Regions from separate parts of the Homo sapiens genome. Here regions 1 and 3 are each linked to region 2. A link is an interaction called in ENCODE POLR2A ChIA-PET data of the cell type or tissue named here. Cell type or tissue: MCF 10A. All regions are shown on one strand. Each heading gives the region's core, and the rest is flanking DNA. Links, peaks and the distances in the headings are about the cores only. Region 1 overlaps LOC101929298 (a long non-coding RNA gene). Region 2 holds the start of LOC105373994 (a long non-coding RNA gene). Region 3 overlaps EPHA6 (EPH receptor A6).

Region 1 (7,721 bases), core at 1,244-6,243, 61 kb before region 2:
AGAATTAACTGCGATAAAGACATTTTATTATCATTCATCACAGATGTGTGTGCATCCAGTAACAAAGTTTCAGAATACATAAAGCAGAAATTGACAGATAAAGGGAGAAATAAACAATTTCACCATTACAGTAGGAGATCTAAATACCTCTTACTGAGCAATTGGTAAAATAACTAGACAAAAAAAAAAACAAAACAAAAAAAACAGTAGACATAGATGATCTGAATCAGTCAGCCAAATAGACCCAACTCATATGTGTAGAACACTACACCCAACAACTACAACTTCTTTTGAAGTGTAAGACAAACAGTACAATTTTTAAAAATGGAAAACAAACTACATAACAGGAAAAAAATCCACAATATATATATCTGACAAAGAACTTGCATAATATATAAAGACCTATTATATATCAATAGAAAGAAGCCAACAACAACAAAATATGAGCAAACCACTTGAGTAGATACCTCACAAAAGAATATGGTCAATCAATACAGGAAAAGATGCTTAACATCATTAATCATGAGGGAGATGCTAATAAAAACTATGATTTATTACCATTATACACCTACTAAAATAGCTTCAGTTTTTAAAACTGGTAATACCTTGTGTTGGCAAGAACATGAAATCATTGGAATTCTCACACAATGCTGGTGGAGAATGCAAAATGGTATGTGGCGCCAACCAAGTTACGCATCTTTGTAGGGAGGTGATGATAGAGCAGCAGGAGCAGCCTAGCACCAGTTGTTGGAACACCTGTAGGATGATGAAGGCATGTACATTGCCTGGCATGGGATGTTGGAGCTTGAGAAGGGTAAAGAGGGCTTCTACACCCGACGTCCAGGGAGGTGGTGGTGGTAACAGATGATTAGTAACATTTATCAAGGAAAGAATCTAATAATATATTGACAATAATGGGAGTCATCCTCCAGAGTGTAGGAGAAGAGAGTTACAGGTGTGGAAAGAAAACTAGAAGGATTGTTGTATTACAGTTGGAGGTATCGGTATGAGCACATGAATTTCAATGGGTAGAAAGAGAGAGATATAGATACAGAGATAAAGATGCTGTTTGTGTGTATATACCTGTGTATGTGCCTAAGAGCAGTGACTCCAACAGCAATGAGAACACCTGGCACCCACATGTAGGTATCTTGGTTATATTCTCCACTAAAAAGAAGTAGGGCTCTTTGGGAAAATGGCTACTTCCATAATGGAGCAGAAAAAATACAGAATGAGCCTGGAACATTTTGTTTTTCCAGAAAGTTAAAAAATGCTCAAATAATTATGTGGACATAGCAAAAGGACACAAAGACAGTTTGAAGGGGCATTAACTGGCTACACCTGCGACATTTTGAACATCAAAATGAATAAAGATAGTAATGGACTATATAACTCATTGAATGAAATATGAATTTATATATCTATATGATACAAATAAGTGAATAAATGACTAATGGGGAGATAACATTAGAACACCTACAAATAAATGTAGAATGTTGGAATGAGAAAATCGCCATTTGACAATAATTGTAATAATTTATTCAGTCTAGAAACATCAATGGATGCTAAAAATAATAATGAAATGTTGTCAAGGAATGGGATATTTATATAGCTTCAAATTATTTCTCCACAAAATACTAATTACAGAGAGGAAAAAAAATAGCTAGCATACAATTAAGGGAGCTTGCAGACATCACCTTAATCAAGTGATCCAAGTTATTATCTGTGATGGGACAAATTGAAATCGTGTACCTTAGCTTGGTGTGGTGGCAGACGCCCGTAATCCCAACACTTTGGGAGGTTGAAGCAGGAGGATCACTTGAGCCTAGGAGTTTGAGGCCAGCCTGGGAAACATAGTGAGACCCCATCTCTACAAAGATTCCAAAAATTAGTGAGCTGGGTGGTGCATGCCTATAGTCCCAGCTACTCAGGAGGCTGAGGTGAGAGGATCGCTTGAGCCTGGGAGGTCTAAGGTACAGTGAGCAGAGATCACACCACTGCACTTCAGCCTGTGCAATAGAGTGAGACGCTGTCAGAAAGAAAGAAAAGAAAGAAGGGGAAGGAAGGAAGGAAGGAAGGAAGGGAGTGAGGGAGGGAGGGAGGGAGGGAGGGAAGAGAGGGAGGGAGGGAGGGAAGAAGGAAGATCATGTACCACCTGACACAATGAGAACAGAGCATTATAGAAGGAAAAGGAAGAAGGATGGAAGGAAGGAAGGAGGAAGGAAGGAAAGAAGGAAGGTGGGTGGAAGAAAGAGAGAGAGAAAGAAAAAGAAAAAAAGAAAGGAAAGAAACAGAGAAAGAAAAGAAAGAAAGAGAAAGAAAAGAAAGAAAAAGAAAGAAAAAAGAATTAGGTACCACCTGACACAATGATAACATAGCATTACTTTTGGGATATTGCCAAAAATATACAGCCTGAATCCAACCATAAGAAAACACCAGGCATTTCCAAATAAAAAGATCCTGCTTCCACCAAAATGTGGCCTGTAAGAGTAAAAAAATGTCCCAGTCATGAAAGTCCCAGTCATGAAAGACTGAGGAATTTTTACCGAGTAAAGGAGACGAAAGTGACATAACAACTAAATGCGGTATGTGATTCTGGACTGGATCACTTTGCTAAAAAGAACATTAATGAGATAATTGTCAAAACTTAAATGGAGTCTGCAGATAAGGTGGTAGACTATGTCAACATTAGTTTCTTGATTTTGAGAGTGGAATTGCAGTTAGGATTTTAGGAGAATAGTCATGTTTGTAAGAGTTACACATCAAAGTATTCAGGACTTCATTTTGACAACATAATTTCAAATGATTCAGGAAATAAAAAGAAGTTCTTAATACTATTGTGATTTTTCAATAAGTTTGAAATATTTTCAAAATTAAAATATTTAGAAAAAAATTTATATGAAATAACAATGTAGAGAAAATTGAATTTTACATATTGAAGAATTAGAATAAAAGGTAGATGAGTATGTTCAAAAAAGAATGCCTGAAATGGTATCACTCATAAAAATAAACTGCCTGAATAGATTGATAATTGCAACCAATATGGGAAATGTATGTATACTTATTATATAAATTAAGTAATTATTGAAAGTTGTAGCTATATTAGAAAATACAGTACTGCTACCAATTAAAATAAACACTTTAACTCTTAATAATAAAGATGGACCAAGTGCCTTTTGGGATTTCATAATAGTAATGCTTTCAACCTGCCAACTTTTGAGTGAATTCCAGGTAATAGCTATGAGAAAAGCAGTTCATGTAAGAATGCCACACAGCTGTCAGATTGTTTTGATTCTTGTATACACTTGATTTTAGTCCTAAATTAGATACATGGTTATTAGTAAGACTTCTCCAGCTTGATTCACTCGTCTAACCTGTCTCAAGCAATAATTGGCAGCTATAAATTAAATTATGTAGGTCACATTAGGATCAGTGCAGCAGTTTCTCCATCTGCCTATTTCTCATACCTTGTCATTGTCATTTACTTTTTAATTATACAATTATTTTAAAGAAGGTCAAGATAATGCAGCAAAGAGTTCACTTAAAGGTAGTTTCATATTAACATTCCAAAGCCCTTGTATGTTCTTGTATTACACATAGTATTTGATGATTCACAATGTAGTAGCACTCACTCACTGCCATATTTCCTCACCAAATCAGAAGGCAAGCAAAAATTATCTCTTTTTTTGGCCTACTATTGCACTCCTGATCTTTTATACTGCTTTTTGACTAGTGTAATATTCCTAATATAAACGTTTCAATAGATTCAAAATCTGTTAAATAGTGTTTCAACTGGGTTCTGGTTGCAAGTTTTCCATCCATGCTTCTAGAGCTGTGATTTGTGAAATCCACCCAGGACCCCAGGCACAGCCTGCCCAAATCATATGATTCGGCATTTCTTCCTCCCTTTTCCCAGTATAGGAATAACTTCAGAGATATTACGGGTTCAGTTCCTGACCAGCACAATAAAATGAATATAGCAGTAAAGCAAGTCAGATAAACTTTTTGGCTTCCTAGTGCATTCAAAAATTATGTTCATACTATAGTATATTAAGTATGCAATAGCATTATGTCTAAAACCATGATGTACATGTCTTAATTTTAAAAGACTTTATTGCTTAAAAATGTTAATTATTATCTGAGACAGCAGCTAACTCTAATCTTTTTGCTATAATAGTAGAAGGTCTTGCCTTCATGTTGATGGCTGATGACTGGTCAGGGTGGTGGTTGCAAAAGGGTGAGGTGGCTGTGGCAATTTCTTAAAAGAAGACAACGACAAAGTTTGCCACATTGACTGACTCTTCCTTTCACAAAATATTTCCCTGTAGTATGTGATGCTGTTTAACAGCATTTTACCCACAGTAGAACTTCTTTCAAAACTGGCATCAATCCTCTCAAACTGTGCCCCTATTTTAACAACTAAGTTTATGCAATATTTGAAATCCTTTGTTGTCATTTCAACAACGTTCACAGCATCTTCACCAAGAGTGAAGTTGTAGATATATTAGAAAATACAGTACTGCTACCAATTAAAATAAACACTTTAACTCTTAATAATAAAGATGGACCAAGTTCCTTTTAGGATTTCATGATAGTAATACTTTCAACCTAACAACTTTTAGCTATGAGAAAAGCAATTCATATCAGAATGCCACACAGCTGTCAGATTGTTTTGATTCTTGCATACACCTGATTTTAGTCCTAAATTAGATATACGGTTATTAGTAAGTACCTACTTTCTTTGCTCATCAGGAGCAACTCTTCATCCATTCAAGTTTTCTGGTGAGACTGTAACCACTTAGTCACGTCTTCAAGGTCTATGTCTAATTCTAGTTCTCTTACTATTTCCAGCACATCTGCAGCTACATCCTCCACTGAAGTCTTGAACCCGTCAATGTCATCCATGAGGATTGGAATCAATCTCTTCCAAACTCCTGTTAATGTTGATATTTTGGCCTTCTCACAGGAATCATGAATTTTTTTTTTGTTTGTTTGTTTGTTTGTTTGTTTTTTGTTTTTTCGAGACGGAGTCTCGCTCTGTTGCCAGGCTGGAGTGCAGTGGCATGATCTCAGCTCACTGCAACCTCCACCTCCTGGGTTCAAGTGATTCTCCTGCCTCAGTCTCCTGAGTAGCTGGGACTACAGGCGTGTGCCACCATGCCCAGCTAATATTTGTATTTTTTTTTTTTTTTTTAGTAGAGATCGGGTTTCACCATGTTGGCCAGGATGGTCTCGATCTCCTGACCTCGTGATCCGCCTGCCTCGGCCTCCCAAAGTGATGGTATTACAGGCGTGAGCCACTGTGCCCGGCCTCATGAATGTTCTTAATGGCATCTGGAATCCTTTCCAGAAGATTTTCAATGGACATTGCCCGGATCCCTCAGAAGAATCACTATCTATGGCAGCTCTGGCCTTATACAATGTATTTCTTAAAAAATAAGACTAGAAAGTTGAAGTTACTACTTGATCCATGGGCTGCACAATAGGTGTTGTATTAGCAGGCATGTAAACAACATTCATCTTGTACATCTCCATCAGAGCTCATGAGTGACTAATTCTGAAAGGAATTTTTTTTTTTCCTGAGCAGTAAGTATCAACAATGGGCTTGAAATATTCGGTAAACCATGCTGTAAACAAATGTGTTGTTATCCAGGCTTTGTTGTTCCATTTCTATAGCATAAGCTGAGTAGATTTAACATAATTTTTAAAGGCCCTAATATTTTCGGAATGGTAAATGAGCATTGGCATCCACTTAAAGTCACCAGCTTGATTAGTCCCTGAGAATCAGCCCATCCTTTGAGACTTTGAAGCTGGACATTAACTTCTCCTCTCAGTAACAAAAGTCCTGCATGGCATCTTCTTCCAATATAGGGCTGTTTCATCTACATTAAGAATCTGTTGTTAGTGTAGCCACCTTCATGAATGATCTTTGCTAGATTTTCTGATAACTTGCTGCAGCTTCTACATCAACATTTGCTGCTTCACCTTCCACTATGATGTTACGGAGATGGCTTCTTTCCGTAAACCTCATGAACCAACCTCTACTAGCTTCCAACTTTTCTTTTCCAGCTTATCTCTCTCAGCCATCATAGAATTGAAGAGAGTTAGGGCTTTGCCGGGAATTAGGATTTGGCCTAAGGGGATGTTGTGGCTTCTATCAAGACTATTAAAACTTTTTCCGTATCAGCAATAAGGTTGGTTCACTTTCTTTTCATTTATGTAGTCACTGGAGTAACACTTTTAATTTCCCTCAAGTTTGTCCTTGCATTCACAACATGGCTAACACTGTCTGGCACAGAAGGCCTAGCATTTGCCCTGTTTTAGCTTTTGACGTGTTTTCCTCACTAAGCTTAATCATTTCTAGCTTTTGATTTAAAGTGAGAGATACACAAGTGTTTCTTTTACTTGAAACCTTAGAGGCCATTGCAGGGTTATTAATTGGCCTAATTTCAATATTGTTGTGTCTCAGGGAATAGGAAGGCCCAAGGTGAAAGACCAAGGAGAAGGAGAGAGACAGGGTAACGGTAGGTCCACGGAGTAGTCAGAACACATATATTTATCGATTAGGTCCACTACATTATATGGATGTGGTTTATGGCACCCCAAAACAATTACAACTGTAATATCAAAGACCTCTGTTCCAGATCACCATAACAGATATAATAATGATGAATTATTATAATTATTATAAGTTGAATTATTACTTATTCTCCAAAGAATCTCCAAAATGTGTCACAGAGACAGGAAATCAGCACATGCTGTTGGAAAAATGGGGCTGATAGACTTGCTCAACAAGAGGTTGCCTCAAACTTTCAATTTGTAAAAAGCACACTACCTGCAAAGCACAATAAAGTGCTATGAAAGGAGACATGCCTGTTCATATTTATCACACTGTTTTGTAATCTTATAACTGTTGCTGAGTTGTATGTTTCTTTCTTTGAAACATATAACTTGTTGTTGTTGTTTCTCAATATATATTCCTCCCACAAACTTCCCTAATCATGTTCAAAGCAGCTAACACAAAAGGAATAAATTCAGGGTCAATGATTTAGATTCTACCTGGATCTTTATTTCAGAAGTTTTCTTTTTCTTTTCTTTTTTTTCTTGAAATGTAGAATGACTTATAGACTTTTCTGAAATGTAGAGTGATTAGTAGACTTTTCAGAAAATATGTATGTATGTATTTGTTATTTCTCTGACTACCTTCCTGAGCCACTAGGCAAGTGACCTGCCTGTAGCTATTTGCTAAATTTTATTTAAAGGTACATCTTCAGCATCATGCAATATTGCCATGTAGCAAACCTGCACATGTACCCCCCTAAAATGAATTAATTTTTTAAAGATATATCCTATTCTAAATTAGACTGGGTTTTACTTCAATTACAGAAGTCAAATTTACCTATAGAATACACTTACATGGTGGGAAGTACTGGAATGAAAATGGCAGAACTCAGTAAGTTTATTTCCCTCAGACTGCATTGTGGCTGATACTTTTACAGAGACAGATTTTATATTGTAGTATGGTCAGCTCTTTCATTTCATGATGTATATAATTGATCATTTGAAGTGGAGTTTCTGTTGAGTCAGATGGAGGTAAAACACCATTCCAATTTTTGGCATTACTTAAAGTTAATACCAACTGCATGGTTCATAAAAACAATTTGTTCATTAATTGTCTTCTGTACTCAATAATAAAAGCAGTATGTCAATACATTTACCTG
Region 2 (7,721 bases), core at 1,430-6,429:
GAAGCTGAACTTGTCACTTTGATTTCCTATTCTTTAAATATAGTATAATTGTTTAGTCTAAAGAATGTATGTTTTAATTACAAGTATATAATATTTCTACCTCCAGTGCAGCATATTAGTTAGAAATTTAAACCAGTGCATGTAACTTAATATAAATTAACTTAACCAACTTCTTGAAAGTACTCAGAAAGCCCTAAAAAATATAAAACAATGATTCCCACTGCCTACCCTGCAAAGGACCCCAATACCAAAAGGTATTATTATAGTGAGTTGAAATTTAATGGACTTTTTCTGTGGTCTATTAGAAGTCCTTTTGGATCAAAAGTTGCATTGATGCAGGATAAAATGCTTTGAGGTTTGATTAAGAGAGAGTTGGCAGTAAGAGGACCTAAATTTACTATACTAGAATGAATTTCTGATCCTTTTCTCTTATTTCCACTGACCATGAACATTTCTTGGTATTGATTTCTTCAGAATTACTTCTGTGATCTTTTGCAAAAAGAAACATTGTAGCCTGTTGACAGTAGGTTTTAGGTATGAAATGTTAAAACTTTGAAAAAAAAAAACCTGTCATTTTTTCAGACTCTGTATCTTCATATGTTGTTCTGAAAGGCTTTTGTATTTTCTGAATAACTTACATATTTTGATATGGCGTTTTACCAATAGCATTCATTTACCTATTTTTGCTTCTTGCCTATTTTCATGGACTGGTTGCCTTATCCAACTTTTTTCTTTCATTGTTTTGTTTTATTTTTATATTCGCCATTCATTCATTCATTCATTCATTCAACTTTTGGGGTTTTGTTGGTAGTTACAAATTAAATGTTTAATCTTATTATCATATAGCTTACTTTGAATAAAACATGATACATTATTAAAATTGGTATGAAGTATCACTACATTATGAAGCAGAAAATGTTTGGTACAAAACATTTTTTTCCATATTGCATGTAACAATAGGAAGATTCATATGTAAGAACAGAATTTTGTACTTAGTTTTCTTACACATAGAAGTTGCCATCGCATTTTTATTAGATATTTATGTCATAGTTGGCTCTGTGCACGAGGCTTACATAGAGAGATTAATAAAAACAATACATTGGGCTCTGTCTTCATAAGGATTAGATTTTTAAAAAATACCAATAGGGAAAGACCCAAATGTCAAATAATGGTATCTTATCCAAGTTTTGACTTTGTTTCATAACAGTCCTTGATCTAGCCTGAAATTCATGCAGCAACTAAAACCATTTTTGGAACACAAAGCTTTTCTTTATGCATCTCCTTTAGTGCTTTATAATGGACAATAAAAATAAATGAATATAACTAACATAATTTTTTACAATACTGGTGCATTAGTATTTTAAGGGGCCAGGAGATATATAGGTTGAAATGAATTATTTCAGCTAAAATTTAAGAAGTATTTAAGAGACACAGTTGGTGAAGTTTTTACATGTGAAAAGAGATATACTTTCTCTTTTATCAATTAGACAAATCTAGAATTCTTAATGTAACTGCTTTAAAGTTGGCAATAAAATGTATTTTTTAGGTATTGGAATACTGATAACTGAATTTCGAAATTATTCATGTGTATTTCACAGTAATGGTTTGGTTAATCATATGTTTAATCAGAAAAAAATCAAGTAGAACACACATCAGATTTTTCTACCATACTGTTTTTTTAAAAAATAATTTCAACTTTTATTTTAGAGTTGGGGTGCATATGCAGGTTTATTACATGGAGATAAATTGCATGTTGTGAGGGTTTGGTGTACAGATTATTTCGTCACCCAGGTAATGGACATAGTACCTGACAGGTAGTATTTTAGTCCTCACCCTCTTCCCATCCTCCCCACTCAATTAGGCCCCAGTGTTTATTGTTCCCTTCTTTGGGTCTATGTGTACTCAACGTTTACCTTCCACTTATATGTGAGAACATGTAGTATTTGGTTTTCCTGTGTTAATTCACTTAGGATAATGGCCTCCACTGCATTCATGTTGTTGCAAAGGACACGATTTTCTTCTTTTTTATTGCTGCTTAGTATTCAATGGCATATATGTACCACATTTTCTTTATCCAATCTACCATTGATGGACATCTAGGTTGATTTCATGTTTTTGCTATTGTGGATAGTGCTGTGATGAACATATGAGTGCATGCTATTTTTTATAGTCAGGAAATTGAAAGGTAATTAGAGTTCAAAATGTAAAACATTTTGATTATCACATATAAGAATTAAGACATTCTTTTGAAATAGATTACTTAGCAGTAAGTATCATTCCTTTACTTATTCATTAATTCATGAGAAGGTATTAAGCATATACAACTTGCCAAATCTTGTGTGGGGCACTTAAAAACAGAAAGATGATTAGGACACAGTACCTTCCCTCAAATAGCCACCAGGCTAGTGGGGAAAATAAATAAGTGCATAGATCTTTATGATTTAATGTGACAAATGTTGTGCTCTGTGCACCCAGAGATCAAAGACTAACTGTCCATCTTAGTAGTAGAGGGATAGGTTTGCAGTGGAAATTATTTGTGTGCTGAGTCTTAGAGGGCATTAGAGTTTCCTTCTGATGCTGGCATTAAAGGGCAGAGAATGATGTGTGTAATTGGCTATAAGATAGTATGGCGTGATGTGAGAACTCGTAGTGGTAGATTCTCCAAAGGAAATTGGGTGCTGAGAGCATCAGGATCTTTATACTGTGGTTAGATTTCTATACTTACTCTAGACATCTTTTTTGATTTTTGCATTTGCCCAAGCAGTTTAATACTATACTAAATGAATATTTGAAGAACTGAACACAGAGAATTTTAATGCAGTTTTGTCATTTATTGAGTTAACAAATACATACTGAGTGTTTACTGTGGGCTAGACATTTTGCCATCTGTTTTCATTTAAAACGTTTCCAAGTTACGTGCTAAACATTGCTGTTCAAATTCACATGTAAGAGTAAAGGAATAGAAGGTCATTATGATGCTTTAATGTGGTGGAGAAGTCAGTGATGTATCCCTAAACTCGTAGTAATATGAGGCCCAAAGTCAAGCTGGTTACTTAGAGTCAGACACTCCTTTGAGATTAGAACTAGGACCCAAGGCTTGGACTCATATTCTGTTAACCACAGTCAGAGGTATGTATGTAATCAGGTAAGAAGGAGTAATTCTAAGGAGGTCAAACATTCTTCATGCTGCATTGACATTCAGGTGCTACTTGTTAAATTTTTATTATTTTTAATAAAGGTAAATTTAAAGCGTTCTAGGATTTACTCCCCAAATTGGTACATATTAAGGGAAGTGGTGTTTAAAAGATGTACTTTTACCACAGTTGCTGGGATTAGTATTAAGTATTATTAATTATATTTCCTGATACTCTCATGCTTTCTTTTTACAGACAAATCGATGGTAAACCAGAGAAGCCTTCAGTAACATATGCAACATATCGAGGCCCAAGACACATTGGGAAATATTTAAAGCAACAGACAGGCTTGGCAACTGTGAATACCTTGGACAGAGAAAATGAAAGTTCTGACTCTAGTACAAACAGACACATTGACCCTGGAAGTGAGATTGAGGCTGGGGTACTGCCACTGTTGTTATCAGCTAGTACAGACTCATCTATGAAAGGAAATCTACTTGAAGGCCCATTAGAAGACTCTGATTGTAGCAAAACAAGTTTCAACAAGGAAAATTCTTTGACAAATAACCCAGAACTGCAGAATATTGCCTCTTCCAATAATCTTTTAAATAAAAATGCTTGGGGGAGTATTGAGAGAAATAGGTCATCCCCTTCTTCTGTGACTAACTCCAGCTACGATGGAGAATCTGACTCACAGCACCATTTAAGTTGTGAACCGGTTTCTCAGACTAACAGAAATTTGGTATGTTCAGCATTGTTAACAGGAAGTAACCATCGCAAAGTCCCTTGCAGCCCAGATTTTCAGAGAGTAACTACAACAGAAAATACGATAAAAGAAAACAGCACTGTGATGAGTAATAGGACATTGGTGCAAAGAGAGGAGCTTGTTGAGCCTCAGGGCCCTGCTATTTCTGATTTCTCTTGTAGTAAATCTGATGGGAGTGACACTACTGAGCAGGAAAGTACAAATTTGCCAAGTCCAAATAAATCAATTAGGCATGAACATCTGCAGTTGCCAGAGAGTGAGTGTTCTGACAAGCAAACCATAGATAGCTCATCAAAGCAAGCTGCCACTCACACCAATATCATTGCTCTTCAGAGACATGCTGTGACAGACACAGAATTTGTAAATGAAGGAAAGAGATTGTCTGCCCAAGACTCACAGAAAAATGTGGCTGTTAGAGAAATCAGGCGAGAAACAGAAAGTGCCTCAGCTGGTGAATCCATAGCTTCAAGTCATGTAAAAGCTCCAGAAGATAAAATTGAGTCATTACCCAAAGATACTGACCAATACTTTGAAACCAAAGCCAAAAAGCTTGATTTTAGGTCACATGATAAAATTCCTCATATTAGAATGAATAAAAAAGACCTGGCCTCTTTAAATTACATCAGTGAATCAGCAGTTGTAGCAAGCTTAGGAAATGAAAATGCACCTGAGTTGAAATTTGAACTTAATAGAAGTCACATTTCAGAAACTCCTCTTGACTCTGAGAGTCCTCAACAAGCTGAAGTATCACCTGATGCTAAAACATCTCTTAGCCTTGACTGTAAAAAACTAAATTTCAGTATTTCACCTCCTACCTTTGTTTCTGGAGTTGGGATGCTGAGCAAGTTGGATATTCCTGATTTAATGAATGAGGGTTCTCCTGTGCCCATTGAAACTGGGAATGTCAACATTGTTGGTATTTCCTATCAGCCTAGGAAGTGTAAAGAAGAAAATGTGAAAAACCATGTTGAGGCTGCAGGCAGGAAGAGTCCTCCTCCTTCCTTTTGCCTTGAATATACATCTGCAATTTTTGAATTCAAAGAAGTTCTTTCTAATAGTGAAAAATGCCAGGTTCTTCCAGGTTCTGAAGCCAGTGGCCCTCACTTAACTGGGTTGGAGCTATTGAGCTTTGACTCTGGAAACCTCTCTAAGGATTGCAGTTCCATTTTATCTCAAGACCCTAATAGAGTAGAGTTAGTGTCTTCAAACACTAAAGCAAATATGAGCATAATAGAGAAGTCTGATTCTCTTTCCTTGGAAGCCAAAACTGCTAACATTGTATCAAAAGCTGAAATTGATGGTCAGAACAATGTTCTTGTGGAGTCACATTCTGGAAGAGGAAAAACTATATCCTTGTCCAAGGTATCTCTTTCAAAAGTGGAGCCCAGAAACATTTCTCAGGATAAAATGTCTTCTTTTCCATTGAAAATTACCCATGTTCCAGAAAAGCCTATTTTGTCAGAATTAACCTTTCTAGAAGTTGAACAGGGCAAACGTTTTCAATCAATTAATCATAATGAGATAGGAGAGAAATGTTCAGATGCTGGCCTTAAAGAGAATTGCCAAGCTGAGCTTTCTCCTGCTGCCTCCAAATATGAAGATAAGCCAGAACCAGAGGTAGATGCCTTAGGCTCTCCTCCTGCTCTTCTTAAAAGTAATATATCTTGGATTTTACCACCTATTCATGATGAAAAAATCAGTAGGCAAATGGCGCAGAATTGTGAAGCTCACACTTGTGTGTTTCATCAATCTTTGGATATTTGTGGGACTAAAAAGATTTCTGGTCACTCAGAAATGGCGGAACTCAGCTTAACTAATATTTCCCCTAAATTCCAAGAAACTGGCAGCATGAAAGTAAATTCACCTTTTCTGGATTCTGATTCCAGTTTGGAAAAAAATTCTTCTGCATCTGAGGACTCAAGCTTCCTTAAAGTACCTTCTGTGCTGAAATTGGAAAAGAAATCCTCATCTTACAGAAAGAAAGAGAACATCCATTTTTTAAATGGTGGTATTGATAGTGTGTCATCTTCCTCTAGTTACCCTGAAGAAGTTAGCATGATAGTAAATTCACATAAGCCCCAAAATAATTTGGATTCTATACAAGTTACCAAAGATCTCACACATGAAGGTACCTCTGTAACTAACCTGTTGTACCCTACTACCTCTTATTTGGAATTTGAAACGTCTGTCTCAATTGGGACAGAAGTAACCCCATTTCAGGAACATTTTGGGATTTATACTGGGAAGATATCCATTGATTTCCCAACTGCTGCCCAATTTGACAATCTCGTGGAAGCAGAGACTGGAGCAGTTGCTGGGCCTGCAGCGTCAGTTAACAGCTCAGGCCAACAGTGTTCTGAAGCCTCTGCTGAGCACATAGAAGCCAGGAGAAGAGCACATGACCAACTTTTGGACCTCAAAAGTAGTTTACTCAAAAAGGCCGATACATTGATTGGTGAGATTTTTAATTCTGTCAGGGAAGAACTAAAATTCAAACACACAGTGAGTACCTGCCAGGAGCATATAGCCATAGAAGGTATAATGAATCTGGGTACCCTGAAAGAAGACATCTCTGAGAAAAACCCATCAGAAGTGACACTAACAGAAATACAACAGACAGAGGGTTTGGAAGAGCAAGGCATGGAAAACATGTCAGAAGTCAAAGAGAAGCCCTGTGTTTCACCAACAGTTGGTGAGAAGAATCTTCTTGTTGATCCTAATAGTATGAATGTATCTTGTTTGTTAGAAGATAAAGCTAGGGAATTAGTCAATGAGATTATTTATGTAGCCCAAGAAAAATTGAGAAATGATACTTTTGAAGATACTGAGGATACTTGGGATTCTGAACTTCAGGCTAATACTTCAAAAATTCTGAACAGTGATAGTGTTAAGCCACATGATGTAGTTAGAGAGTTCTTGGTTTCAGAACAGCCAGTAAATCAAAGCACACAAATTAGTGAAAATAAAGTATTAAATGAATTCTTCTCCCTAAGTAACTTAGCTAGTGGCACAGAGTCAATTAAGGGAGGAGAAATTGTTCTCTACCAAAAATCCCTATTTTCTGGAAATGGATCTGGACTGTCTGATAGTATAAATTTGCAGGAATCAGATACGGTTTTACTAGCTGAAGACATGTCACATAAACGGTTAGATGATAGGGTAAAAACACATTTATTTCGCAGTGAGGACTGTAATGAGACAATGGAAATAGAGAATGTGGATAATAACAAAACTGAGACAGAGGACAGAAGAACTCTTGTATTAAATTTCAAATGGCCTCCACTTGTGAATGATGACATCCATGCACCTGGTACATCTAAAAGCAGTTTGTCTGATAGCCTTGTATGTATATCTGAAAAAAACTTGCCAGGACACAGTAAAAACACACCTCTTGCAATGTCAGATGTAGGGAAAGTACACAAGAAGGATAATGAAATAAATATAGGGAAAATTGAACTTATACCTTCCATGTTAGAAACAGGGAAAACAAACAAAAAGGATGCTGAATTGAATATTCTGAAATATGAGGCAGTCCCTCCTATGATAGAAATGGGAAGAATACATAAAATGGATGCTGAATTGAATGTCACGAAAACTGAGCCAAAAGCTAATGTTTTTAAAATGGGAGAAGTATACCAAATGGATGCCGAGAGCTGTATTGAAAAAACTGAGGGATCAGCTGTCATTTTAGGAATGGAAAAAGCTTATAAGATGAAGGATACTGAAGGGGATATTGGCAAAATTGAGGTGATACCTATGATGCCAGAAGTGAAAAATATCCACCAAAAGGATGCTGAAGGGGATATTGTAAAGACTGAGAT
Region 3 (5,000 bases), core at 1-5,000, 910 kb before region 2:
GAGAGATTCTAATGACCCATGACCCACATGTATTGAAAACATGTTGTTATATGTTTGTTTTTACTTATTTGGCATTCCTTTTTTATTGCCAAATACTATTCAATTATATGACTGTATTACATTTTATTTATGCATTCATCAGGTGATCATATTGGGTTGTTTTCACTACATGTGGAAACTGAAATATTTGACCAAAAGACGTAGAGAAAATGTGGTAAAGTTGCACCTCATAGCAACTAGCTTAAAAGAGTTCCTGAAATCTCAGCAGTGGGAGTTTGTTGGGCTGTACTTTGTATTTTCCAAAAACGTGACTCAACTACTCATTGAATATTAGATTCTTTCTCCATGCTCTACTGTTGTGTCTTGACCAGCCTGGTTGACATGGTGAAACCCCATCTCTACTAAAAATACAAAATTAGCCAGGCGTGGCGGGGCATGCCTGTATTCCCAGCTACTTGGGTGGCTGAGGCAGTAGAATCACTTGAACCCGGGAGGCGGAGGTTGCAGTGAGCCGGTACCCCGCCATTGCACTCCAGCCTGGATGACAAAAGCGAAACTCTGTCCCTAAAGAAAAAAAAAAAAAAGAACTTGACTTTCAGTTCTGCCATTTGCTAATTCTCTGACTTTGGGATGTTAGCTCAACTTTCGTAAAACTCAGTCTCCTTATATGTAAAATGTGAATAATAATATTACCTACCTCATAGGATTTTTGTGAGAGCTAAAGGTTATATTGCATGTAAATCTCTAGTACAGTGGTTTTATTCATTCAATAAATACTATTAATAATATTGATTACAATAATAGTCAATGATTTTCATTTACTTGCACTGGTTATTTGCATGGTGTTCTTATTGTTAGAGCTTTTATATCACCCCACAGAACCTCTGTACCCATTAACAGTCCTTCATTCCTCCCATCTCAAGAACTAGACAAACGGTAATCTACTTTCTGTTTTTATAGATTTACCTATAGTTGGCATTTTGTATAAATGGAATCATGCAATATATGTGGTCTTTTGAGTCTGGCTCTTCCACTTAGCGTGGAACTCACCCATGTTGATGAGAGATTCTTTCTACTTAGGACTCACTCATGTTATTGAGTGATTCTTTTTATTGTTTAGTATTCCTTTTTATTCCCGAATACTATTCAATTGTATGAATATATCACATTTTATTTATGCATTCATCAGTTGATGACATTGAGTTGTTTTCACTTTTTTCTAGTATGAGTAATGCCGCTGTGAACATTCATGTACAAGTTTTTGTAAAGCGTATGTTTTAAATTCTCTTGAGTATATACCTAAGAATGGAATGCTGGGTCATTTGGTAACTCTATGTTCAACATTTGAAAAAATTTCCTCTGTTTTCTAAAGTGACTGTGCCAGTTTACATTCCCACCAGAAATGCTTGAGTGTTCCAATTGCTCCACATTTTCACCAATACTTGTTTATTGTCTGGTGTTTGTTTGTAGGCATCCTAGTAAGCGTGGAGTGGTTTTATATTTTGGTTTTGATTTGTGTTTCCCTAATGGCTAATGGTGTTGATAGCTTTTCATATGTTTATTAGCCATTTGTCTATTTTCTTTAGAGAAATAGCTATTCAAATTATTTGCCCATGTTAAAATTGGGTTATTTTTATTTTTGTTGTCTAGTTGGCAGAATACTTATATATTCTGGATACAAGTCCTTTATCAAATATATGAATAACAATTTTTTTTTCTATTCTGTAGGTTGTTACTTTCTTCATGGTATAATTTGAAGCACAGATATTTTTACTTTTAAAGTGTAATTAATCTATTTTTATTATAGTGTTTTCCTTTTGATGTCATATCTAAGAAATCAATGACTAATTCCAAGTGACAAAGATTTACTCCCATAAATTCTTTTAAGATTTTTATAGTTTAGCTTTTATATTTAAGTCTATGAACCATTTTTCATTAATTTTTGTGTATTGTGTAAGGAAGGGGTCTGACTCATTTTTGTGCATGTGGATATCCAGCTGTCTTGTTTTGTTTTTCAGTAATAAATACATTGCTCATGAAACAGAAAAACAAAAAAAATCAAAACGAAACATAGAAAAAGACAAAAAGGGAACCACTTCTGCTTGGAGAGAATAGAGAAAATTTACTTAATATGTAATATTTGAAGTATTTGAAAGTTTCCCAAAATGTGAATAGAATTGGGATGAGTAGAGAAAAATATGAGGGCAAGAAAATTATAGGCATAGCTGGAAAAGAGAAAGTGCCAAAAAGTTAAAATAACTATTTCATTTTGGCAATAATATACTTTACAGAGAACCTGGAACCTAACCATAAACACACCCTGAGAAAGTGATGCAAGTACGAGTAATGTCTTTGAGGAGTGCCTCAGAGTTATTTTACCCTGGAGGCAAATGAGCTGGTGTATTTGTGAACCAGTTCTTTAGAGTACTTTGGTAAGGACTATTTTGAGGTATGTGGCCTACATTTAGTTGATGTGCTCAGGGTCTGAGATCTCATGCAGAGTGGAAAGTGGTCTTGGAGAATGATTTTTTCTTTATTGGAGGTGAGAGCCATTAATGGGTTTGAAGTCAGTATCCTCATCTTTCTCTCTTATTTCTGGGCATGTCATGATCTGTTAGCCGGTTCCAGAGATCTCTGTGCCTTAGTACTCCCTGGTTGCCACTCAAACTTGGCTTCCCGTTTTGCCACTTTTGGCAATTGCATCAACCTTCCCTCTTATAGTTAAGTGTTGCCATCTGGCCTCTGCTATTCTTAAACCTCATCATTTCTACTGAAACTAGGGAACGATTTTATAAGCAGATCCTACCCCAATCTTCAAATATAGTCTACAAAGTACAAAAAAGACTGAGTTTTCATGATGGAGTGTTCTCATTAGCACATTTATCTTTTGCTTTAAGGAAGAGTTTGTCTTTAGGACCATCACAGGAACATAGCCAGCTGGTGGATTCTCTAGTGTTGTTTAATAAATCCATGTCACTATGTCTTTGAATCTTTTGACACCTTCATCAAAACTTTATACAGGTATTTTTTAACTCTTTTATTCTAGGTTGTTATTTTATCTACATACTTCCAAGAAGCATGCTTATAGTATATCATAGCTGATTTCAGCTGCTGTTAAATTCTGAGTCATAGGTGAATAATCTCATATCAATCGACTCTGTTTTACCTACCTTCTATCCTTCTCTCCCTTTCCACTAGTCTTGAGATCCATTCCCAAGCATGGTTTCACAGTTCTTGCCAGTTCATATTAGCCAGGCCTTGCAGGTCTTTTGATGAATAATCCCTTCCCTTACAATGAAGGGAGAAAACTTGTATAGCTGGATTAAACTGAGAATTGACTGTAATGGTTGACCTAGAAGTATTAAGAAGAGAGGGAAGGAAGAGCTTGAAGAGGGCAGGTTTCATCTTGCCAGACATCTGAGGTAAGGCCTCTGAATGCCCCTCAGGCAAAGGGAGGCTACTGTCCTTTAGCAAGAGTGATTGAGCCACTTTTGTAGGCCCACAGACAGGTTTTAGGGAAATCTGGGGCTCAAGTTCTCAAATGTATCTATTCATCTCTATTCTATAACTTAGAACCTTATCCATCTGTCACTTACTTAAGAGATACAGTGATACTGCAAATTCATTCTTCTTTACAGTTTGGTTCATTGCACAGTCAGATCCTGGTCTTGGTTTGCATTCCTGTTTGTCTTTTGGGTGCAGGAGAAAAGTGTCTTTATAGATGCTATTATGAAAGCTTTGTATTTCACACCATACTCTGAGTTGGAGGTTGGCTAAATTGAGTGTGTCATTTTTTACTTCGCTTAATAAATTGATGGCACTTAACAATAACCACTGTCTTTATAATTTCCTTTGCTATAGAAGAATAACTTTCTCCAATCCTAGATATTTTGCATAAACTAGCACAGCCCTTCTACCTGTGTGATACACTTCAGTTTACTACAGGTAAGAATGTTGGCAATTGAGATACTTCAGGATGTTAGCCTATCCACAATCCTACTTACCACCAGCAGTGGAGTCCTTGTTATCATTTGGCCAGTGAGTAATACAAGCACTAGGATGTCTGCTTCCTAGAATAATTTTCATACCAATTGTTTTAGTTGCAGTTTCCCCATAGCTGATTTTGAGATAGGAATTTTAAGTGCAGGTAGTTTATTTGGGAGATTCAGGGAGCATGGGTTGGGGAGGGGAAGTGATACAGAAAAAGGATGACTGCAGTAAAGGGTGCTTTATTAAGCTACTTAACACCATTGATAAGTGGAGCCTAATCCTACCAGGACATTTGAGGAAATCACATAAAACACGTCTCATGTACTAAATTCCAGGAATTATTTGCTGAGGGCTTTTCCTCTAGGGATGTTGATTCCTCAGCACTTTCTGACCTGATGTGTACACAGACAGAGAAACCTTCTGCAGTTTTGTTGGAGACAAAACCCAGCCTTCACACACAGAGCTGATGTTAGAGCATCCTGAAAGGTCTAAGGAAATGGGCAGAGCTTTGATGGCATCTCCCACAGAACAGTGAAATGAAAGTTAATTGGTGTCAGACCATGGAGAGCATTGAATGCCATTCAAGGAAGTATTTAGACCTGATATTCTCTAAAGCAGAAATGTAACATGATAAGAATTGTGCTTTAGGATAGTTACCCCAAAGTATTGTGTAGAATGGATTAGAGAACAGAAGCTAGAGTTGAGAGTGTCATGGAGGAGGAATAACAATGATGATCTTCATCCTGTTTCCAGTTCTCACTGGGAATTGCTCCCAGTTCTAATACTAAACCCACTTTTAGACGGCCTAACTAGATAACATTCTGAGCCCACTCCATCAAGAGAATTTCAGATAAAGAGATTCCATTTTCAAAAGAATTGAGAATTTAGTCAGTCAGAAAATTTGCACTGTCCCTTTTAAGCTTAATTTTTTTTTTTAGCTAAAACAAATTAGCCTTATTTGCTCAGAAACAGCCTTATATAAAGAGAACCAACATTGACCTTGCCTGTGC

What was found. Peaks named below come from ENCODE experiments on the same cell type or tissue, not always from the same donor. Only the 100,000 strongest peaks of a DNase experiment are listed, where the experiment ranks them.
Region 1: POLR2A ChIA-PET joins it to region 2 with 9 read pairs; 7 of 35 experiments call an interaction of 5 or more read pairs at or near these places.
Region 3: POLR2A ChIA-PET joins it to region 2 with 5 read pairs; 1 of 35 experiments calls an interaction of 5 or more read pairs at or near these places.

What each region holds. Positions count from the first base shown.
Region 1 is chr3:97,807,612-97,815,332 of GRCh38, forward strand. The region is part of intron 2 of LOC101929298 (a long non-coding RNA gene); the gene reads right to left. Among named protein-coding and RNA genes, the nearest start is that of CRYBG3, 11 kb to the right of the region's middle. In MCF 10A, for the core only: no CTCF peak of the experiment used is centred there; no DNase peak of the experiment used is centred there.
Region 2 is chr3:97,868,453-97,876,173 of GRCh38, forward strand. CRYBG3 (crystallin beta-gamma domain containing 3) reads left to right here. Exons shown (of 22, transcript NM_153605.4): 4 at 3,390-7,721. It overlaps LOC105373994 (a long non-coding RNA gene), which reads right to left and starts at 4,802. Exons shown (of 5, transcript XR_007095970.1): 1 at 4,716-4,802. In MCF 10A, for the core only: no CTCF peak of the experiment used is centred there; a DNase peak (open chromatin) is centred at 3,959.
Region 3 is chr3:96,957,726-96,962,725 of GRCh38, forward strand. All of the region lies in intron 2 of EPHA6 (EPH receptor A6), which reads left to right. Among named protein-coding and RNA genes, the nearest start is that of EPHA6, 150 kb to the left of the region's middle. In MCF 10A, for the core only: no CTCF peak of the experiment used is centred there; DNase peaks (open chromatin) are centred at 2,356 and 3,426.